Linked DNA regions of Homo sapiens: all the other regions are linked to region 1. A link is a loop called in an ENCODE intact Hi-C map of the cell type or tissue named here. Cell type or tissue: IMR-90. All regions are shown on one strand.

Region 1 (8,000 bases):
ACTGAGAAACTTTTGAGGCTGGGAAAAGGGGGTTTGTGCTGATAGTAATGATGTCAGGACAATAGGAAAAACAAGGACTTATGGCCACCCCAGCTATTATTGCCAGTAAACTCTGCTTTAGACATATTAAGCAATCAAGAAGTGGTCGTACTATCACGCTTCTGTCACTAGACTATGAATGTCTCAAGGTAAGAGTGCTTTTTTGTCTATTAGCTTCTGTCACATGGTCTGGTATATTCAATAAATTTTGAGTTGGAGATGAGGGTAAAGACTAGGAAATGAATAATTTTTATTGCCATACTAAGGTAATGAAGAGTCAAGGAGGTCTTTAAGCAAAGAAAATTTGCATTTTAGAAAACAGCTATAGTGAATATTTGGCATTGTTAGTAATTTAGGGTCTATTCCCTTTTTAATTGAACCCCAATTTATTTGGAGAGCTTTTCCAATGAATGTTTCAACTTGGTAAAAAGTAAATGCCTCTTAAAAAAGAGGTTCTGGGCCAGGCGTACTGGTTCATGCCTTGTAATCCCAGCACTTTGGGAGGCCAAGGCGGGCAGATCACCTGAGGTCAAGAGTTCGAGACCAGCCTGGCCAACATGGCGAAACCCCACCTCTACTAAAAATACAAAAATTAGTGGGATGTGCTGGTGCATGCCTGTAATCCCAACTACTCGGGAGGCTGAGGCAGGAGAATAGCTTGAACTCACAAGGTGGAGGTTGCAGTGAGCCGAGATCGCACCAGTACACTTCAGCCTGGCTGACACAGCCAGACTCCATCTCAAAACAAAACCAAAAAAAGAGGTTCCTCGCTGGCTGTGGTAGCATGGTGTAGTCCCAGCTACTCAAGAGGCTGAGGCAGGAAGATCACTTAAAGCCAGGAGTTTAAGGCTGTAGTGCGTTATGATTGAGCCTGTGAACAGCCACCGTACTCCAACCTGGGCAACATAGCAAGATCTCACGTCCAAAAAAATTAATTTAATTTATTTTCAATAAGAGGCTCCTGAAGAGACGTTCCATCACACCCTTCCTTTCATCACCACAGTACATACATTCTTAAGAAAGTATGTGATCTAAGCTTGGCCAATTAGATGCTGTTACATTTGAATTTTGAATCAAGAGACACAAAGACAATACAAATTGTTACAGTTTATGCAGGCCATAAATTATTTTTTACTTTTTGGCAAATTGTTACAGTTTATGGGGTCTACAATTTATTTTTTTATTTTCTGGCTTAAGTTATCTAGGATTTGTTTCTGTGGTTTACAGTCAAAGAACCCAAAGACCAGATCACTCTTGACTACCATAAAAATGATTAATTATAAAGGGATACAAGAAAAACAGGAGGCTGGGCACAGTGTCTCATGGCTGTAATCCCAGCACTTTGGGAGGCCAAGGTGGGTGGATCACTTGAGGTCAGAAGTTCGAGACCAGCCTGGCCAACATGGTGAAACCCCATCTCTACTAAAAATACAAAAGTTAGCCGGGCGTGATGGTGGGCGCCTGTAATCCCAGCTACTTGGGAGGCTGAAGCTTGAGAATCACTTGAACCGGGGAGGCAGAGGTTACAGTGAGCCGAGATCGCACCGCTGCACTCCAGCCTGGGCAATAGAGCAAGACTGAGTCACAGAACAACAACAACAACAACAAACAAAAGCACACACACAAAACAGGTGATAAGTTAGCTATTGCCACTTTAATTTTGGATGGTTTAACTGACTGTCCTGAACTGACTGATCCTGAACTCCTTCTGCAACACAATATGTAAAAATGTTCATTAAAACATTGTAAAATGCATCTACATTTGAGAGGAAAAAGTAAAACTCTCTATTCACAGATAACACAAATATACAGAAAATCCTAAGGAATCCACTAAAAAATCATTAGAAGTAATAAATGAACTCAGCAAGTTTACAAGATACAGGATCCACTGAGATTCTGATAAACATGGAAGGCAAAAACATTGAAACCGTCATTTATAAACTCACATAGGCTCCAGTGATTATCTCTTCTTTTCTTTGTTAAAAAAATGCATTTAAAAATCATTCTAGAAAATTGTTAGGCAATGTTAAATTTACCAATAACTCTGACTCTTCTTTGCCCCTACCACTTTTTATTATCTTTGAAAATCAAGACAATATTTGCCCTTCTTCAATCTTTTATCATTTCTTATTTTTCTCTGGCTTCTGGAAAGTGAGTAATTACCTTTACGATCACTTATGAAATCTCTTGCATGGATAATTCATTTAGGCCTAGAAACTCATTTAAAGCAATCGATTGCTTGCTTACCATGCTGGATTTTAGTAGCCTTTAAATCATGTTTATTCTACCTTTTTTCATTAAAACATTAGTCTCTTTGGGAGAGGAGACAAATAAATTAAAACTTGAGTTTTACCTTTTCTTTGTCATCTGATAGCATTATGTCATCAGCACGAAGCAGTAGCTTCCATCCTTTCTTGTTCACCCTCTTGTGGCAAGTATTACTTGAAAAACAAAAAAATAAATTTAAAAAAAGTCTTTGTATTCTTTTTAAAGGCAAAAATTATCTAAGCCTGCAGGGACATTTCCATTCTTATAGGCTATGGTACTCTTTAAAGCACGCTGTTTAAAAAATCTGATTGCAATAAGTATGTCCTGTGAAGTGACATGCTCCTTAGAGTAAGATGACTTGGCTTGCTGGCCACTCTGTTTGGCAGCCAGCCCTGGAGCTGGGTCAGTTTCCCCTGGCTCTGGCATCACTCCTTCTCAGATAATTCCTTTCTCCCTGTGGCCAGTCATTGTGGTGACAGTTATTATTCTTTTTCATGAGCCTAGAAAATTTATGTGGTGGATGTCCCTCTGAATACTAGATACTGCCACTGAATTAGAAGAGAATCATATGCACTTGTATATTCTGACAGCCATGTCACTTACACCTTCTCACCTTTTGTCTCGTCCTATTTGCTATCTACCATTCTACCACTGTCCATTTCTACCAGCTGAATAACTCTCTGATGCAGGGGTTACTCTGCACCCTCATCTCCCTTACTGTAGACTTGTTCCTTTTGAATGAGATAAAATTTCCTTGACTTATAATATTTCAGTCATAATTTCCTTGCTACCTCATGTACCGATACCTATTGGATTATGTTCATTTTGTTAATTTTCCCAAGTTCAATTTGCTTTACCACTAATTCTCTCTTTCCAGGCTGAGATTTCAAAAGTCATCAGCATTATATTTCACCTTACTTCTGTCTGTTTTATTGAGTCCCATCTGAATCAGCAGAAGTGGCTGTAGGTTGGCTGGTATCATGAATTTTGGCAGATTATGCTTCATGAGTCATCATTCCACACTTTAGGAAGATAACGAACTAGCCGTTGCAAGACTGCCTTCCTACTCATCAGCAGAGAAAACATGGACTTGGAAGCCAGGACACTTGCGTTCGTGTTCCTACACTGTCAAACATCATGAGCTATGCAAAATTTTTAAGTTGATGTATTTGGATATAGGCGAAGCTGCTGTAATGGGAATATCCCAAGAGTCATTGGTTAAAGAAAAATAGATGGTTTTTTGTTTGTTTGTTTTTGAGACAGTCTTGCTCTGTCACCCAGGCTGGAGTGCAGTGGTGCGATCTCAGCTCATTGTAAACTCCACCTCCTGGGTTCAAGTGATTCTCCTGCCCCGGTCTCCCAAATAGCTGGGACTACAGGTGCAAGCCACCATGCACGGCTAATTTTTGTGTATTTCTAGTAGAGATGAGATTTCACCATGTTGGCCAGACTGGTCTCAAACTCCTGACCTCAGGTGATCTACCTGCCTCGGCCTCCCAAAATGCTGGGATTACAGATGTGGGCCACCGCACCCAGCCTAGATGTTTATTTCCGATTGTTACCTTATCTACTCTGATCAAAACAGTCTCACCAGCACCATATCCACATTCTAGCCCATGGAAAGGGTAAAGAAAAGAAAGTGGAAGATATTAGTTTCCATTTAAGGAAGTGACATGGAAATAATATAAGTCACCTGTGTTCACATTCCACTGGCAAAAATTCAGTCACAGGAATGTACTTAGCTGCAGAGGAGGCTAGGATATGCCCTCCAAAAACTCAGGGGGGATGTCCTACTTGTAAAAGGAAGAAATGAAAAATGGACACTGAGAGGAAATCAGCAGTCTCAGAGGTAATATACTTACACAGTTTTTTAAAAAACATAAAATGATGCAGAATGAAGTTTCCACTCTATTCACCATCTATCCAGTCCTCATGCCTCCCAACAAGAGGTAAATACTTTATTATTGTGTCATGTATCTTTCCAGAGTTTTTCTAAGCAATTTGCAACAGATATAAATATGTATCCTTATTTCCTACCTTACCCCATATTGTACATGAAAGAAAAAATATACTATGTATAACATTCTGTATCTTTTTTTCACTTAATATATTTTGCAGTTCCTTTTATATAGATACATAGTTACCTTCTTCATTCATTTATACAGCTGCCTACTGTTTCTAAGGCTATATCACTGATAAAGTCTCATGGATACACTCAAGGTTTTTTCAGTCTTTTATCATGATAAACCATGCCGCAATAATAACCTTGTACTAGTCATTTTTAACATGTGAAAGTATATCTGCAAGATACATTTCCAGAAATGGGATTAGCCAATCATATGATATTAAGCCAACCTTTTGATCTCTTTGAGCTGCATTTGTTAACTAATAAATTAAGCTCATATTTACCTCATAGGATCATTATTATAATGAAATAACCATATAAACAATTATTGTACAACAATATCAAAAACAAAATAGAGATAAGTTTATCAAAATATGTGTAAGATCTGTACTCTAAAAACCTATAAAACTGTGTTGAGAGAAATTAAAGGAAGCCTAAAGTAATGGAGAAATATACCATGATCATGGATTGAAAGACTCAATATTGTTAATATGTAATTCTCCCTAAATTGATCTACAGATTCAATATAATCCCAATTGAAATCCAAGCAAGCTTTTTTTAAAAATAGAAATTAACAATCTGATTGTAAAATGTATGTGAAAACACAAAAGACCTATGCTAGCTAGCCAAAACAATTTTGAAAAAGAACAAAGTTGGATAACTTACACTGTGCAATTTCAATACTTAACTAAAAAGCTACAATAATCAAGACATGGAATCGGCCAACATACAATCATATAGTCCAGTGGGAGAGCATATGGAAAGTCTACATATAGACACATATGGTCAATTGATTGTTGGCACAAGTGCCAAGATAATTCTATGGGAAAGGACAATCTTTTCAACTAATCATACTGGGACTATTGGATATCCATATAGAAGAAAAGAACCTCAAACCTTATTTCACCTATACACAAGATTGAATCCAATGGATCATAAACCTAAGTGTAAACAGTAAAGCTTTGTTTAGAAGAAAACAAAGAAAAACTCTTCATGACTGTGGGTTAGGCAACAGTTTTGTAGAGGAGACACAGAAAGCACTAACCAACTGGATATTATCAAACTTCAAATTTTTGCTCCTCAAAATACACCACTAAGAAACTAAAAAGGTAAGCCACAGACTGGGGAAAAATACCTACACTATTTGCAAAAAATAATAATGACAAAATATGTGAACATACACATAATAAAAGAAGATACATGTTTGGCCAAATGCATGTGAAATGGTGGTCAACATCATTAGTCATCAGAGAAATGCAAATTAAAGTACAATTGTATGCCTCCTAGTAGAATGGTGAAAATTAGAAAGACTGATGATTCCAGTTGTTCGGGAAGATGTGGAGTACTGGAACTCTGATGCCTTGTTGCTGTCTTTGTTTAGTGTTGGTATAACAGAATACCTGAGGCTGGATATTTTACTTTAAAAAAGAGGTTTATTGGGCTTATGATTGTGGTGACTAGAAGAGTCAAGATTGGGCAGCTGCATCTGATGAAGGCCTCATGTTGCTTCAACTCATGACAGAAAGCAGAAAGAGAGAGTGTGTGTAAAGATCACATTGTGAGAGAGGATGCAAGAGAGAGAAGCCAAGGAAGCCAAACTCATTTTTAACAACTTGCTATCATGGGAACTAATTCATTCTCTCAGAGCAAGAACTACTCACCTCTGTAGGAGGGCATTCATCTATTCTTGAGGGATCCATCTCCCTCACCCAAACACCTTCCACTAGCCTACCTCCCAACACCACCACACTGGGGATAAAATTTCAATATGCATTCCAGTAGGGACAGACCACATCCAAACCATTGCAGTTGGTGAAAATGCAAAATGTACAAGCACTTTGGAAAACAGATTGGCAGTTTCTTATGTAGTTAAACATATATTTACCATATGACTCTACATTTACACTAAAAAATAGTTACACGACAGAAATAATGAGTCCACAAAAAAGCATTCATAGCAGCTTTATGCATAGCAGCCAAAAAATGAAACAGCCCAAGAGTTCAACAACAGGTTAACTGACAAACAAATTGTGGTACCTATATTTACATAATAGAACCCTGCTTTGGTATAAAATAAACCATGGATACATGCAAAATGTAGATAAATCTCAAATACATTATTCTGAGTGAAAGACGTCAGACCCCAAAATTACAAATGGTATGATTCAACATATATGAAATTCTAAAAACACAAAACTGTAGTTACAGAAAGCAAAACAATGGTGGCTTGGGGTATCAGATGAGGAGGATGGACTTGAAAAGAGCACAGGATGGACTTTTGGAGTGATAAAAATCTGTATCATGGTTATAGTGATGATTAGATGAGTGAATGAATTTGTCAAAATTCATTTGTCTGTACACTTAAAATGGGTATGGTTGTATACAGGTTAAACATCAATAAAAAAATCTTAAATTGCTGTACTAATATTGTTTTTGTGATATCAAAACCTGTAAGAGTGGACCTCTTTCTCTACAAGTTATCACATGCCATCAAACTTTTGCTTAGATTTGTTGAATGCTTTTCTGTCTCAGGCACCATGCAAAGTATTTTGTATGCATCTCTCATTTAATCATCACAGCAATCCTCTGGCATTTCTCCATTTCTTGATGAGGATACTAAAGCACAGAGACAATAAGAATATTATCCACTTTGGGAGGTCAAGGCAGGAGGATGGCTTGAGGCCAGGTGTTTGAGACCAGCCTGGGCAACATAGCAAGGACCCATCTCTACAAAAAACAAAACAAAACAAAATCATCCACGTTATCCAATGTCTAATTACACTGTGAAATTAATAAGTGGTAGAGCTAGGATTCAAGCCCAAGTTTGTTACCCTACACCACCCACATCTCTCAACAAGCTATGTTGCCTCCTCAGCACTCATATCTTTCTTAATATAGCTCTTGGAGTTTCACTCACAAAGGCTAAGAGAATCACCTCCATTGTGAAAACACTACAAATCATAAGGTCTAGCATTTGAAGGAGAATCATTAGTTGTGAAGAGACAGCCAACCAAGGAGACCCAACTTGGTTCTTTTTTTCTTTTTTTTTCTTTTTTTTTTTTGTGAGACGGAGTCTCACTCTGTTGCCCACTCAGCTCACTGCCAGCTCCACCTCCCGGGTTCATGCCATTCTCGTGCCTCAGCCTCCCGAGTAGCTGAGACTATAGGCGCCTGCCACCACGCCCGGCTAATTTTTTGTATTTTTAGTAGAGACAGGGTTTCACTGTGTTAGCCAGGATGGTCTCAATCTCCTGACCTCATGATCCGCCCGCCTCGGCCTCCCAAAGTGCTGAGTTTACAGGTGTGAGCCACTGCGCCCGGCCCCAACTTGGTTCTTACTGAATATATGTTTAGCACAATCTAGTACATAGGAGGCACTATTATTGTTGTTATTATATTATTTTACATACCCCTTGGGATTCTCTTCTGTCTGCTGCCACTACTATATTGGCACTCAGGATCTGCTGATCCCCTTTAATACCCTGGCCCCAGTCCACACAAAGACTCTTCCTTGTTTTCCCCTTAGCAAAACTGAAATTGCTGGAACTTAAAAAAGCTTAATGCTAGT
Region 2 (8,000 bases), 59 kb after region 1:
CCTGTTCCTTTGTATTATGCCTGAAATGGGGCCTGTGAAGGAGGCGGCAGGAGAGGGGAAGAAGTGCTGCCTTGGGTTCTTGTGTACACAGAAGACAGTGGCGTGGGAGGACATGAGCAGGCATATCCAGGAAATGAACAGAGGGCTCGATCCTGAACCTGCTCTCTCAGGTGTCACACCCTCTCCCACTGGAAGCAGGTGAGCAGCTCCCAAGTTCCCTTGGAGATAGAGGCCACATGACCTCAACCTGGCCAATCAGCAGAGCCCATTCTCTTCAGCCATAGTGATTGGCTGAGGTCTGGGCACGTAACCAGTCGGGTGCCAAAGGTCAGACCTCCGGGTTGGAACCCTGGGGGAACAGAAGCTCTATTTCTGTTAGGTTGCTAGAATGGTTGGTGCCATCTTGTCACCTTGAAGGGAAAGCCCACCCAAGAATGACACCAACACAGAGGGAAGTAAACATAGCCAAGAGGTCAGCAGAGGTGGTTCCTGGTGCCATTATCCAGCACCCAGCTACAGACCAGGTGAAGTTGGCCGGGCACATAGTCACAGGCACTGGAGTGATCCATAGGTCACACACGAAAGTGTGCAGAGCAACTCCAGCTGTGCTCTTTCGTTTTCACAGTTAGCAACGTTTTTATAGGTAGCATTCTTGGTTAGCATTCCTAGTTAGGATTTGTAGCTAGAAGGTTACCATGTGGCAGGGCCTTACGACCATCTCTGCTGATGAGGAGACCCTTACTGATCATTATAGGCTCCTCGAGATCATCAGCCAGGACAGCTTCACCAGGGTGAATGAAGTTCACCAAGTACCTTCTCACTGGGCAGCAGTGAGACTCTAGACTCCCTCTAGAGTCTATTCCATGGGGTCACCCCAAGGTCATCAAACTCTTTCAACACCACAGACACTTTGTTCTTAGCCATGGAGTACGGCCAGCAGAGCAGAGCTGGTCGACTACATCCTAGAGTTGGGCTACATGAAGGCGGAAGAGGCCTGAAGCAAATTCCAGCAGATAGTATCAGCCCTCTAGTACCACCAACAGAAGGGGGATATCCATAGGGACCTGAAGCCCAAGAATTTCCTTGTGGTCCATCACAACATAAAAATAACAGACTTTGGATTTGATACCAGGTTCACTGTAGGCCAGAAGCTGGGCACCTTCGGTGGGAGTCCCTCTTATGCGGTCCTGAACTCTTCCATGGCCAAACATATGATGGGCCCCAGTGGACATGTGGAGCTGGAAAGTCATTCTTTACACCACAGTAACCAGGTCCTGCCATTTATTGGGCAGATTTTGTGGCGCTGAGGAAGCTGATACTGTGTGAACAATTGTACAAGATCCCACTCTTTGCTTTTCATTTCCAGAGAGCTTCATAAACCTATTTCTGACTGCAGGGAGAGGCCTATACTAGTCCACGTCATGGAACACCTATGGATCAACACTGGTCAGGAGGAGACACGAAGGCCATACCGGGAGCTGCTCTCTGATTACCAGGACTCCTGAAACACAGAGCTCATGGTGTCCGTGGGATATGAGGCAGACCACATCCAGTCCTTGTTAGAACAAAAATTTGATGATACCATGGCCTGGTACTGAATCCTGGGCTACAGGAAACCTGATGCAGGGCTCCATCATCACAGCAAAGTCTTTGCCTTCAGTGGATCCCACCCAACAGCTACTAGCCTTCCCCATCACCTGAAAGAAACTCTTATGCTTTAACATACAAAACTTGTTAAAAACATTGGGAAAAGGTGCACAGTTCGTATGTTCTTCATTTGTTCACTCTTAAGGGTACAAAGTGTCTTGTCATTCGTGCTGGTCTAAATATTGTGGGTTGACACAAAATTTGAGGTATAGTAAGGCCAACAGGTCAGGAAACAAGTATTGTACAACTGAAAAGATAATTTGTTGCCCACAGTTCCCCAGAGGACAGGCACACAACATGCAGGACCACACAGAGAAGCACCGGTGGGGGTCAGTAGGCAGAGGGAGTGGGAGAGCTGTGGGCAAGAACCTTTGTTGTGCTTCCTTCTCGGTTTTGCCCAGGAACAGCTCCTTGGCGACAGCTTGGATGGGTGGACTGGTGTACAGCAGGTGCCAGCACATGGTGAAGGCCACTGGAGACTGGCAGGAATGCACCTCACTTGGGGTAGGCTGCAAGAGCCCAGTGCTGCTCATGCTGCCCTGGTTGCTGTGGCCACTACTGCCATTCCCTGCTCAGCACATCAGCATCTGGTCTGTGCAGCCTGATGATGCCCTCTCTTTTCTAGTTTTAAGACTTGTGCGTTTTGTAAAGGCCTTACTGTATGTAAATTAGTTCTCAATTTAAAAAGAAAATACCAAGACAAGTAAGGAGAAATATTTTTCAAATGCCTATTGGGGCCAAAGCCAGGACTGTTTTGAAAGTGTCTAGTTCTTCCAAGTACTCTCTTTTCTTTCTTTCCTTCCTTTTTTCCTTTCCTTGTTTCCTCTTCTTTTACAACAGTGAACACTCCCAAATCTAGCACCTACTAACAGCTATTTCTGTACCATCACTTTTTCGAAAACTATAATTATTAATCTTACAGGATTTGAAGGTTTTTTTCTATTTATGTCCCAAAATACAATTAGCTTCTAGTGAATTCTTATCTTTGATGTCAGCTAGGGAAACACTTCAGAGACATAAATATTGTGAGCCAAGTGACATGCCACCATCCCACAGTGGGTCTCACTGCCTAAGAGAATGGGCCAGTCATGGTAGGGGTAAGACAAGGATTTCAATCTATGATCCTGCTAATGGGCCAGAAATAGTCCAATTTTCTTAGTTATTTGAGGACTGAGAACTTCTCAAGACTTAGTGAATCGCATAAGGGTGTTCAGATCAGAGTACAGTATTCAGAGTTTCTGATTAAAACTGACTTTTAAAAGTGAGCAAAATGAGTATTCTGCGCTGACAGCTTTGCCTGCACTAATGGTCCAGGGAGAGTCACATGGATTTTTCTTCCTGGAAAGGGCCACAGGAATAGCCATGCCTTTACAGTGTTTGCATGTTGTTGAGTGGATGTTCTTAGTTTTCCACCTGGTTTGACCCTAATAGGTTATATGGCAAATATAAAACCTCTGTGAACCTTGATTTTTCTGGGGAAAGGAGAGAGGAGGAAAGAAAAAAACATACCAATAGTATCAAATCAGCCTCAGATCTTCAGGACAGACAGCGCTAAAATACACAATATTACTAATGAGTAGCTGCAAATGGGGGGTGGGGGAGAACAGAAGGCTGATTTTGCTTTATCTGTAAGCCATATATTCTCACAATAATGACTTTAACTCTGGACTCCTAGGGGGCATGTTAACTAAGTAATGTTTCATAGAAATATGTAATTAACCTACCTGTGGAGCCTCTTTCCGTGCATTCTGGAAAGATCACAAAATATTGCCCTGGATTTATTGGGCAAGATTCCTGATACCTGTCATAAATTCTTGGGAAAGCTGAGTCCTAGAACTACTTTTCAAATTTTAGGTTTACACATTTCTTTCAGGAGCAGTGTATCTAATATGGATGATCTTACACAAGCATTTTCTCTTCTGATCTTTGTTCTTATTAGCTAATTGTAAAATTCAATCAGGAACTGACAAAGGGGTTGAAACTCAAGTTTACTTGCTACTTGTTAGAATCTTTGAATTATTTGAGGTTTTAATCATCAGTGTTGTATTAGTCCGTTCTCACACTGCTATAAAGAACTACTTGAGACTGGGTAATTTATGAATAAAAGAGATTTAACTGATTCACAGTTCTGCAGGCTGTATAGGAAGCATGGCTGGGAGGCCTCAGGAAACTTAAAATCATTGTGGAAGGCGAAGGGGAAGCAAGCACGTCTTAACCATGGCAGAGCAGGAGAGAGGGAGAGAGAGGAAATGCCACACACTTTTAAACCATCAGATCTGGTGAGAACTCGCTATCATGAAAACAGCAACCGGAAAATCCACCCTCATGATTCATTCACCTCCCATCAAGCCCCGTCCTCTGACACATGGCGATTACAATTCGAGATGAAATTTGTGTGGGGACACAGAGCCAAACCATATCAAGTGTGATTGATATTTTATATCACTCCATTCTACCCACCCATGCGCCCCTGCCTCCAAACACACACATATACTGTAGCACAGATAATAAAGAATTGAATTGTAGCTATATTCTTATACCATAAGATGTGTTTATTTAAGATGTCTCTCAGATTTTTAGTAAAGGAAAGCATCTGCATGTGGCCGCTAACTCTGAGACCACTAAAATTCCTAATCCTGTGAACAGCCTGTGATTCTTTGAGAAGGGAAAAGGATTAATCCCCTGGACATGGGGCAAAGACAAAAACATCTGCATGCAGAAGTTGTATTAGGTGTCGCCTGACCATAACCTTATATCCTTGTATGTGTCACACCTTCTTGTGGTCTCTTGGATCTAGGTGTTTTCCTGCTAAAAGCTTCCTCAAGGCCACCTGGAGAAGCAGAATGGCAGAGCAGGTGGAGTAGTATCACCTGGTGATCTCAGCATTCTGGACACAGGCAGGGCTCTTCAGGCTGCCCTCATTAATGTTTTCCCTGTTATTGTCGTACATTTCTGACTCAAATTCAGTTTTGGAGGCTTTTGTGAGGTACTTCCTCAGGTTCAAAACTCCTTATGTCTTTATTCACTTGAATTGAGTAAAAGATAATCCTTATTCCTTATAAATTGAAAGCCACAGCATTTAGATACTGGCTTATGATGGAAGTTATGGACTGTTGGTGTTCCTAAAAGGAAATAGAAAGTTAATATGGGGAGAAGTAAATAAGTATTTTGTGTTGTGAGAAGATACCACATAAATACTGCCATTATCTGGTAGGTTTAGGAAATGGATTATTTTGATGACAAATTATTCGAGTTGAAAGGAATTTCTCACATATGTTTTACATGATGAACAGTTGTAAGAAAATTTAAAAACTACAATGAAATATATTCAGCACTAAACACAATTTATGTGTCTCAAAAAACAATGAAAGATTCTTAAGTGCTTTGTGCTTATTGCATTTTAGATGCACAAAAGTCAGTTGATAAAGGTTGTGTTTTTATAAATTTTACATCTATTTTTGCATCTTGAAGAATTTTATATTTATACAAATAATACATGTTCATTGCAAAGAAAAATCAGTTACACAGATAAAGAAAAAGAAGAAAAAATCTGTCACTAATTTCGCTACCTTGAGCGATCACTGATATTTTATTGTATATATACACTTTCAAAACTTATAACAAAACCAAAACCATATTGTACATAATTGCCAATCTATTTTATTGTTTGATATGTCACTATTTTTTTCCTTTTGAACTGGAATTCTATACCGAGTTGCGGATAAAGTTTAGGTCTTTAGATGACTAAAAGTGGAGCAGCTGAGAAATTATTTGTAGACCACGCTTTTGCTTCAATGCCATTTCCCTTCTCTGCAGTCTATGGGCAAGGTCCTAAATGAGTTAAGTTTTAAATTATTTTAAAAATTATTATTAGCATTCATTTGACTTGAAGCCATAAATTTTCTTTTGTTTTTAACCAGTTTCTTTGCCCAGTGTTCTGGGTGCATGACTTTTCAGGCAGGTGGCTCCTCCTCCAGGAAACTGGTTCCCTGTTCCCACCCATAGCAGGAAGACAAGAGGGAACTCGCAGCTGTGACCAACCATCTCTCACCTGTAGCTTTTCTGTTTGTTTATGGGGCAAAGGAGACACTGAGACAGGTGTGGGCCAGTTATGATTTAGGAATGTTTACTATGCTTGATTGCACCATAAAAGGGGCTAGATCTACCAGTACTTTTACTCTTCTTAATGCTAAGGAGAGACTATATTAGAACTACTTTATTTAACATAAGGCTAGGGAAGGAAACATAGAAATCTAAAATATACATTTTTTTCCTGGTCATACAGATCTTTTAGTTAAAGTATTGTCTGAAGATGAAGATTGGTGCTAGTTTTACTTTTCAATAATTTTTTTTTTAGCAATTCAAACATATTCTCAGAAGATATAACCTAACGAGCAATAGATTTTAACCATTTCCAATCCCATATATTCCCTTTTAACTTTTGATTGCATAAGTCTAATCAGCATGCATATTTTATTTTAGCTTCTATTTTATTTAACAGCATATCCCATATATTAAAATAATTTTCCTTTTTTACATTTTTTATAGCCAGAAGGTCTACCATGATTAATATATTGTAGTTTGTTTAGCTATTTCTTTAATCTTTGACGTTGAGTCATTTCTCACTATTACAAATACTGTAGTACTGATATATCTTTTTTTCTCAAATTACAATAGCAGCAAGAAGATATAGATATCTTGTAAAAATAATTACGAGGTTCTTTTATTTCTTGGCTATTTTCCCAGCTGCAGTTTTATAGCTTTTGTTACATTTACCAACTTGTACTTCAGAAAATTGAATCATGTTAAAGTGCCACCAGCAGGCATGTCTCCTGAAAGCCATACTAAGAGTGGGTTTTATGTTATTTGCTCATTTTAATGGGTATGCAGAGCAGCTTTTACATTGAGTTGCATATCTATTTGTTGCTAGTGAAACTGTCTTGTTACATTTTTTTAAAGTCCTTACTGCCACACACCATAAAAGTAATATTGTAATTGCTAGTTATTTATTGCCATGTAACAAATTACCTCAAAGCTTAGCAGTTTAATAAAAAAGTGAAACAGGGCTGGGCACAGTGGCTCACGCCTGTAATCCCAGCGTTTTGGGAGGCCAAGGCGGGCGGATCATGAGGTCAGGAGTTCGAGACCAGCCTGGCCAACATTGTGAAACCCCGTCTCTACTAAAAATACAAAAATTAGCTGGGTGTGGTGGCACCCGCCTGTAATCCCAGCTACCCAGGAGGCTGAGGCAGGAGAATTGCTTGAATCAGGGAGGTGGAGGTTGCAGTGAGCTGAGATTGCACCACTGCACTCCAGCCTGGGGGACAGAATGAGACTCCATCTCAGGGAAAAAAAAAAGTTAAACACTTATCATCTCATAGTTTCTGTAAGTCAGAAACAGCTCAGCTGAGCAGTTTTGGCTCAGGGACTCTCATGAGGTTGTAGTCAAGACGTCAGTCATGGCTGTAGTCATCTGAAGGCTTGCCTGGGTCTGAAGGGTGGTTCTCGGATGGCTCACCCACATGGCTCTTGGTAGAGGCCTCAGTCCCCATCTAGAGGGCTGACTGAATGTCCTCACAATTTAGTGTCTTGGCAGCTGGCTTCCCTCAGAAATAATCCAAGCAAAAGAGCAAGGAAGAAGCCATGGCATCTTCTATAATATAGTCATGGAAGTCACACGCAATCACTTCTGTGACTCATTAATCCAACCCACACTCAAGTGGAAGAGAAGAAGCTCCAGCTCTTGAAAGGAGTATCAAAGACTTGTGAACACATTGCAAAACCATCTGATGTACTAATTCATATAAACAACAGTGGAAAAATCAGCTTCTCTTGACCTTTGTTTCTGGTCTGGCTGATGTTTTGTTACTAACTAATGAAGTGTGGGAGCACTTGTAGAAGAGCCACTTTCCTGACAGTCTCATTTGGGTTTGTCTTCTTGGTCTATCATTAATGATGTATGGAGTCATATTATTAAAAAGAAAGGAACATATGATAAATTGTTTGGCATATCCCTTCAAGTAATCCTTTGTCTGCCTGAAAAGAAGATTTCCTTTCATTTGGCAGAGTGAAAAACAAGACGACGGGTTGTGATTGGATACTTGGAGGTAGGTGACTAAGGGAGTAGGATACAGGCAGCATGGGCAAAGTAGGAGTTCAGGAAGAAAAGGAGATCAGGAATAGAATGGAGGTGCCAAGGATAAAACTTCAGAAATACTGGTACAGAAACCAGGTAGAATGGTAGAATCTTTGGGAGTAAAATGTCAAGGGCATAGCAATAAATCCACTTTAATCACTCAGACTTATCCAAAAGCACATCTCCAATGATGCTTTCTTAATGGACTCCTATATAT
Region 3 (8,000 bases), 86 kb after region 1:
CTTCTATGTTTTCTTCTAAGAGTTTCGTAGTTTTAGATCTCACATTTCAATCTTGGATTGTTTTTGTGTTAATTTTTGCATATAGTGTGAGGAAGGGTTTGTAGGGGAGCCAGAGATCTTCTCCAACCCCTTTTGGTTCTTAGCAGTTCTTCAGCTGGGTCTAGAAACAAAATTGACACCAGGCAGATTAACAAGAGAAAAGTATACAAATTTTTATTAGTTTTACGTGTACACGGGTATCTTCACAAGAGAGTGAAGTCTGAAGAAGTGGCCAAAGCAAGCTGATTTTATACTTTTTAGACAAAGAATGATAAATTTGAGAAGAAATGACAGTACAAATATAATTTAGCTCGAGACAGTAAATTTTCCTGGGGAGTCACTAGGAGATATATGGGGTGGGGGCATAATACTAGCAGAAGATAAGGGTTACTTCAGTAAATATGTTTATTCAGGCACATTGCAGGTCCAGTTCCAAGTCTGTGATGGAAGGGCTACTTTCTTACCCTGATAAGGTGAAGGTACCCTTCCCAGAGGAAATGGCTTACTGCATGGAGGAAGAGACAGTCTAGCTAGCCCTTTCTGAAACTGCAATTTCTCCAATGTTTTCAACTTGAAATAATCAATACACCTATCTAGGATATTTTGAGATGACATGTTCTTCACTCCTTCAGGTTCTAACTTCATTCTTTTTATATAGATATTCAGTTGTCCCACTACCTTTTGTTAAAAAGATGATTTTTCCCCATTGAATTGTGTCAACATCCTTGTCAAAATCAACTGACCATTAAGTGTAACAATTTATTTCTGGAACAATAATTCAATTCCATTGATCTATATATCTCTCCTGGTTTTTTTGTTGTTCTTTTTTCTTTTCTCTTTTTTCTTTTTTTTTGAGACAGAGTCTCACTCTGTCACCCAGGCTGGAGTGCAGTGGCGGGATCTCAGCTCACTGCAACCTCCGCTTCCCGGGTTCAAGCAATTCTCCTCTCTCAGCCTCCTGAGTAGCTGGAACTACAGGCACCCACCACTACACCTAGCTAATTTTTGTATCTTTAGTAGAGGCAGGGTTTCACCATGTTGGCCAGGCTGGTATTGAACTCCTGACCTCAAATGATTCAATGATCCACCCACCTCTGCCTCCCAAAGTGCTGGGATTACAGGCGTGAGCCACCGTGCCCAACCAATGTTATCTCTTGTATGCTAGAACCACACTGAATTGATTACTCTACCTGTGTAGTAACTTTTGAAATTGAGAAATGTGAGTTCAATTTTGCTCTTCTTTTTCAAGAATGCTTTGGCTATTCTGGGTGCTTTGCATTTCCATGTAAATTTGTCAATTTCTGCAAACAGGCAAGTGGGATTTTGATAGGGATTGCATTGAATCTGTTGATCCATTTGGGAGAGTATTGCCATCTTGTCCATATTAAACCTTCCAATCCATAAACACACGATGTCTTTCCATTTATTTAAGTCTTCCCTGGGCTCTTGCAGAGCCTTATCATTTGCATCCTTCTAGATTTCTAGAAATATGTGGAAGCTTTGCAAAGCCCCCTATGAATATTTCATTCCCAAGCTTTTCCTTTTAAGTGTTTTTTGGTCCACTTCTTGTTTGTCTCAACTGTTATGGCTGCTTCAAGCAGTTGTAATGTTAAACAATTGCTATTGATTGCTTTTGACAAATGGCCCTCGGGAAAAGGCTGTTCTGAGTCAGGTCAAATAAAGACAAGGCTTTAGAACAGAATTTTCCAGGGAACTGCCAGATTTGTCAAAAAATGACAGCTCTCTGAGAAGAATGTTTTTGGGAGTTCCCAGCCCATTTTGCCCCCTCCAGTGGCTGCTAGGCTGCTGGTTTTCACCATGACTGGGGGTCTGTTTGTTCTCCAGCCTCTGCTGAGCTAAGGAGGAATAGGAATAGGACAAATTAAAATTCCACAAAGTTCACTGTGCTTACTGAGATCACCTTTTTTGTTGTTGTTGTTGTTGTAAATAAATACTTCTCTTTGGTTGATTTCCAGAGTTCTAAAAAAGTTGTATTTGACTATTTTTGGCAGTGTTCCCACTACTTTTATGGAGGAGTTGTATTCAGAGGTCTTTATGGTTTCCATTATCACCTGTTACCCTTTCCATCCACCTCTGTCTTACATTCATTTTTGAGCAAGTCACTTTGTTTCTCTGAGCATCTGTTTCTTTTTGTTTTTTTCTTTTTTTTTTTTTTTTTTTTTTTTTTGAGATGGAGTCCCACTCTGTCACCCAGGCTGCAGTACAGTGGTGCGATCTCGGCTTACTACAACTTCGGCCTCATTGGTTCAAGTGATTCTCCTGCCTCAGCCTCATGAGTAGTTGGGACTACAGGCGCACACCACCATGCCCAGCTAATTTTTGCATTTTTACTAGACACGGAGTTTTGCCATGTTGGCCAGGCTGGTCTTGAACTCCTGACCTCAAGCAATCCACCTGCCTCAGCCCACCCCAAGTGCTGGGATTATAGGCATGAGCCACTGCGCCTGGCCCTGTTTCTTTATTAGGAAAAAAACAGAGATAATCATTCCTCAGAGAATTGTAAAGATCAAATTACACACACACACACACACACACACACACACACACACACACTTCCACTGAAGAAACTACAAAAAAAAATACAAATAGGATTGCAACTGCTGTGCCCACTATTAGAAAGGCTGTAAGTCCCTCTGCATTCTATCTGATGGGAATCCAGTTATGTGAATCCATCTCATTGTTTTTGGATATACAAGCAGTTTATCACTTTAGATAGTATTGATTACTGAAAATCCTCTTACCCTAGAGTCCAAACTGTAGAAAACTGGGAAAGCCCCTTTGTCTCCCTTTGCTGTAGAATGAAGGATAAATCAAGAATTTGAGGCAAAGAGCAGGTAAGTGATTTGTTTAAGGCTATGCAGCTGATAATTTACAGACTCAGTATTGATTCCCCAGCCAGACTGACTTGCTATTTCAGTTATGTCATTTTGTCTCGCAAAAGACCAGAGAGTGGGAATAACAGAGTGCTTTTGGTACAACTTGTTCTTCGTCATTTGTATTATTTTTAGAGACAGTGTGGAAAGATGGGTAATCTGACCCAAAGCCATAAGATACAAATAATATTTTGTTTAGAATTGAAGCGTTATTAGTCTCAGCTTAGTGAAAATAAGCCAGGAACTTACTTATCTTTAAGAAAAAATCCTATTAGTTTATTGTAGATTTCAGACAAGATTGAAGCACCCTTACAAAGCGGATTAGGAAATGTTCCCAGAAATCTATACTACTAAGCTGTTTCCAAGATCAAATTACTTGCTTCCTTTCAATGTATTATTGTTTATTTTATTTCTCAGTTTGCCAAGTATGTCTTAGAGTAAGTTTTTCAGGGATACTACAAAGTTGTAGATTTTCTGGGCCCTTACATAGTTGGAATGTGTTTCTGTTGCCTTCATGCCTGAACCAAGTAGACTCAGCTGGGCATAGACATTTGGGTTACAAACATTTCCCCATTTAAGACACAGACATAGTTCCGTTTGTTAACATAGAGTTGCAACATTTTACAGGTTCCAGAGAAAGGATCTGTATAGATTACAAAAGGACCTCAGGCTGCAGTTTAGGTGTTTTAGATGCTTCTGAGGGCATCCACTAGTGTCTTTTAAAAACCTACTGACTAGTGACTCTGCACTGGAGGGTATGGAAAGAAAGCTGGAAAAAGGATCAGTTTCTATGGCAACTGGATAAAGCCTCTTGAATAAATTGCCCTCCTTTTATTGCAAGTTCAGGTTCAAAGGTCCCCAAAGTACAAAGATCTGAGGTCTAGACTCCTGCCAACAGTGGAAAGGCATGCAGGCTGGGGCCCAGTCAGACTCAGAGGAACATGACAGCCCGAAGTTTATTAACCCTTGCAGTGGACATTCCAAGGCCAATAAATGCCAGAATACTTTAATAAGTCACATCTATTTCTATGACATAATGAGTGCATATTTCTCAGTAGACTGTACTGCAACAATAATAATAGCTAGTGTAAGATAGTAACTGTGATATCATTCCTGTTTTATAGATGAAGGAACAAAGACAAAGAAAGGACAGATCATTTGCCCAGGGTTACACTCTTAGCAAGTGGCGGAGCCTACAATAAAACTGATTGAAGCTGAAATCAAATAATTTGCTTCTCCCCCCACATTATACTGACATGACAACGTGGTACAGCTTCGTCAATGTAAATTTCTTTAAAGTTTTGCTATTGTATTCCCTGTGAAAAAGAGAGTTTGCTGATTCTGACCATAAAGAACATTGTAGAAAATGTTTAGTGGGCACATTCATGAATACACACGTTGATTATTTGGCTTGAGGTAATTGGACAACCCTCTTACCTGGGTTCAACTGCTTTTGCACCTGCTGTTACATCACTTTTTTCTTTCATGACTACTTCACTTATTTGTAAACACAGTTCTTAACATTATATGTACTGTAAGAGAGTTTAGATGAGATAATCACTCAAGTTCCTTCCAACTCTAAAATTCTGTGATTCTGTGTGATTAGTTGTTAAAGAAAGGTGTTATGCCTATTAAAATCATCAAAATAAGCTGAAGTGATAAAAATATATTGCATGTCATGAGAGGAAACAGCTGTACTCATATATTATGTAATTCATTTGTTAAATTTTTTCTTGAGAGCAGTTTGAGTATGTGTATGTGTGTTTGTGTGTGTGTACATGCGTAGCTATAAAAATCTGGCATTTCTGGCAGGGCGCGGTGGCTCACGCCTGTAATCCCAGGACTTTGGGAGGCCGAGGTGGGTGGATCACAAGGTCAGGAGATGAAGACCATCCTGGCTAACACGGTGAAACCCCGTCTTTACTAAAAATACAAAAAAAAAAAATTAGCCGGGTGTGGTGGCGGGCACATGTAGTCCCAGCTACTGGGGAGGCTGAGGCAGGAGAATGACGTGAACCTGGGAGGTGGAGCTTGCAGTCAGCCGAGATCATGCCACTGCACTCCAGCCTTGGCGAAAGAGCGAGACTCCGTCTCTTAAAAAAAAAAAAAAAAAAAAAAATCTGGCATTTCTATTTTTAGGGGCTTATGTCAGTTAGAAACGCTTTTGACCACAAATAACAGAAAACCTGACTTACACTGGCTCAGACATAGAGAGGTTTCTAATTCTGGCCTACCAAGAGGTCAGAGGCCGGCAGTTGCCGAGGTGGGCACAGCAGAACAACTCAGCTCAGGATGGACTTCTAGGATTCTCTTGACCTTTCTAGTTTGGTAACAAGAAGGCCTACCGTAGCAGCTATATTAGGCCATTCTTGCACTGCTTTAAAGAAATACCTGAGACTGGTTAATGTAGAAAGAAAAGACGTTTAATTGGCTCATGGTTCTGCAGGCTGTACAGAAAACATAACGCCAGCAACTGCTTCTGCAGAGGCCTCAGGAAGCTTCCAATCATGGCAGAAGGCAAAGGAGGAGCAGATGTCTAACACGGTGGGAGCAGGAGCAAGAGAGATAACCAGCGAGGTGTCACATGTTTAAACAGCCAGATCTTACGAGAAGTCACTCACTATCTCGAGGACAGCACCAAGGGAATGGTCCTAAGACATTCATGAGAAATCCACCCCCATGATCCAATCACCTCCCACTAGGCCCCACCTACTACATTGGGGATTATATTTCAACATGAGATTTGGGTGGAGCCAATATCCAAACTATATTAGCAGCTATAGAAACTTGTCACCCAGATCTGTTGCTGTGGGGAGCAGAAATGACCTGAGTTCCAGCTGTTGTGATCCACCACGGCCTTCACTCAGGGTTGCTTACAGCCAGTGACTGAACACAGTGGGGGTTACAGTAGAATTCTGTTCTTGCAGGATGCTCTCAGGACATTAGTGGGGCCATTGGCAACATTGAATAAGGTCTTTATATTAAGATATAGTAGTGAATCAATGTTAATTTCTTGATTTTGATAATTAAATTGTGGTTATGTAAGAGAATGTCCTTGTGTTTAGGAAATACGCATAGGAATGTTTAGGGGTTAATAAAGTTACTCTTCTATATAAGATTCTAAGAGTCATATGCTTTTACTTTTCTCGTACAGGTCTTTAAACAGTCTGGCTAAAGACTGTTATGAGTCTAATACCATGTTTTCCCCAAAGTTAACTATTAGGTTGGTGCAAAAGTAATTGCAGTTTTTGCCATTAAAAATAATTAAAAGCAATGGCAAAAACCACAATTACTTTTGCACCAACCTAATAATTGTCCCAGTACCACACACTGAAAAACATCTATCCTTTTCACCTGAAACTAACATGGCTGTACTGAAATAAAATCAAGTCTGTATACGTTTGGGTTTATTTCTGAGTTCCCATTGATTGGTTTGTCCATACCTTTGTCAATACCACTCTGTCCTAATTACTATACGTTTACGATAATTTTTGATACTTTGCAGGTCAAGTCCTATCTTTTTTTCTTCAACATTGTATTTCTCTTTAATAAAGGCTACAAAACATTTTAGATAAAACTTGTCAGGCTCCTGGAAAAAAATTGGAATTTTATTGTAACTGCATGAAATTTATTTATCAATTTGAGATTTTGACATTTTTATGATATTGAATCTTCCAAAAAAGAAATGTTTACAGGTAATGTGATACTATAGATAACTTACTCTCAAATGGTTTAGAACAAAGTATATAGGGAAGTACTAGTGAGACCCCATCTCTACAAAAAATTTTAAAAAGATAAAAAAAGAAATTAGCTGGTTGTGTTGGCATGTGCCCATAGTCACACTTACTTGGGAGGCTGAGGTGGGATGATTGCTTGAGCCTGGAATGTTGAGGCTGCTGTGAGCTGTAACCACACCACTGCACTCCAGCCCAGTGACAGAGCGAGACACTGGCTCAAGAAACAAACAAACAAAGTATATAGGGAGAGGGAGAATGGTAAGGTAAACACGGGAGCTGTTAACATTTGGAGAATTTGGTATACAGAAATTCTCTTTTGTAAATTTTCTATAAATTTGGAATTATTTCAAAATAAATGAAGCATATATTTTAAAAAATACTCTGAGACTCAAACGAGGCCTCAGAATGGCTACAAATTTGTCAGGTTCTATGGCATAATAAAGAGGAAAAATGGTATGTTGTTACTAGCTTACTATATTTTGTATTTTATTTTCTTACCACTTAGAACTTTTCATGCTAAGTTGTCTAATGTCAGCAAGAGCTTGCTGCTCTTCAATGTAAATCTAGAAATAGTAGCAGCTTTTATTTACTTATTTTTATTTATTATTTTTTGAGATGGAGTGTCACTCTGTTGCCCAGGCTGGAGTGCAGTGGCATCATCTCAGGTCACTGCAACCTCTGCCTCTGGGGCCCAAGTGATTCTCCTGCTTCAGCCTCCCGAGTAGCTGGGACTATGGGTGTGGCCACCACGTCCAGCTAATTTTTGTATTTTTTTTAGTAGAGACAGGGCTTTCCATGTTGGCCAGGCTGGTCTTAAACACCTGGCCTCAAATGATCTGGCTGCCTCGGCCTCTCAAACTGCTGAGATTACAGGTGTGAGCCACCATGCCCAGTGAGTAGCAGCTTTTTAATGTCCTATTTTTATAAGGGAAAACCAGCAGGAAGCAGAATTTGGTGGTTCAAGTGTAACTCTGCTGGGGCTGGGGGTTCCTGCACTCACCTGCCACACACTTTTCCCTCTGCTTAGCCTCTGACCCTCTGTGTCTGATCTCTAGGCTCTGAGTACCCAACCTTAGTTTTCGTCCATTGGTCACTTTGCTCTAGTGCTTTGTGTTAGAGCCTTGAAGCTACTCTACATTAAACTTTGGTTAAGGTTTTCTCTGCCCACAGTATCTCATTTCCTTAAATTATATCCCTTGCCTGACCCTGAACCTTAGAACCAACCACTCTCCCCTGTCCCTTGACTCAGCCAGCTACAAGCCATACTTCCCTCTTCTCCCTCAACTGGTCAGAGAGAAAACAAAACCCATTTATTCATCCCATTGACAAA

What was found. Peaks named below come from ENCODE experiments on the same cell type or tissue, not always from the same donor. Only the 100,000 strongest peaks of a DNase experiment are listed, where the experiment ranks them.
Region 2: a loop joins it to region 1, with 2.7 times the contacts of the local background. A loop is called at or near these places in 12 of 110 quality-filtered maps.
Region 3: a loop joins it to region 1, with 2.5 times the contacts of the local background. A loop is called at or near these places in 3 of 110 quality-filtered maps.

Annotation. Positions count from the first base shown.
Region 1 is chr4:76,938,689-76,946,688 of GRCh38, reverse strand. The region is part of intron 1 of LOC105377294 (a long non-coding RNA gene); the gene reads left to right. Among named protein-coding and RNA genes, the nearest start is that of SEPTIN11, 7.1 kb to the left of the region's middle. In IMR-90, no CTCF peak of the experiment used is centred here; a DNase peak (open chromatin) is centred at 3,318.
Region 2 is chr4:76,879,295-76,887,294 of GRCh38, reverse strand. It overlaps the pseudogene LOC100421494 and the pseudogene RPL26P17. Among named protein-coding and RNA genes, the nearest start is that of SOWAHB, 15 kb to the left of the region's middle. In IMR-90, no CTCF peak of the experiment used is centred here; DNase peaks (open chromatin) are centred at 3,944 and 7,344; H3K27ac peaks cover 409 bases.
Region 3 is chr4:76,852,208-76,860,207 of GRCh38, reverse strand. No RefSeq gene overlaps it. Among named protein-coding and RNA genes, the nearest start is that of SOWAHB, 42 kb to the left of the region's middle. RefSeq lists a silencer at 5,162-5,211. In IMR-90, no CTCF peak of the experiment used is centred here; a DNase peak (open chromatin) is centred at 3,337.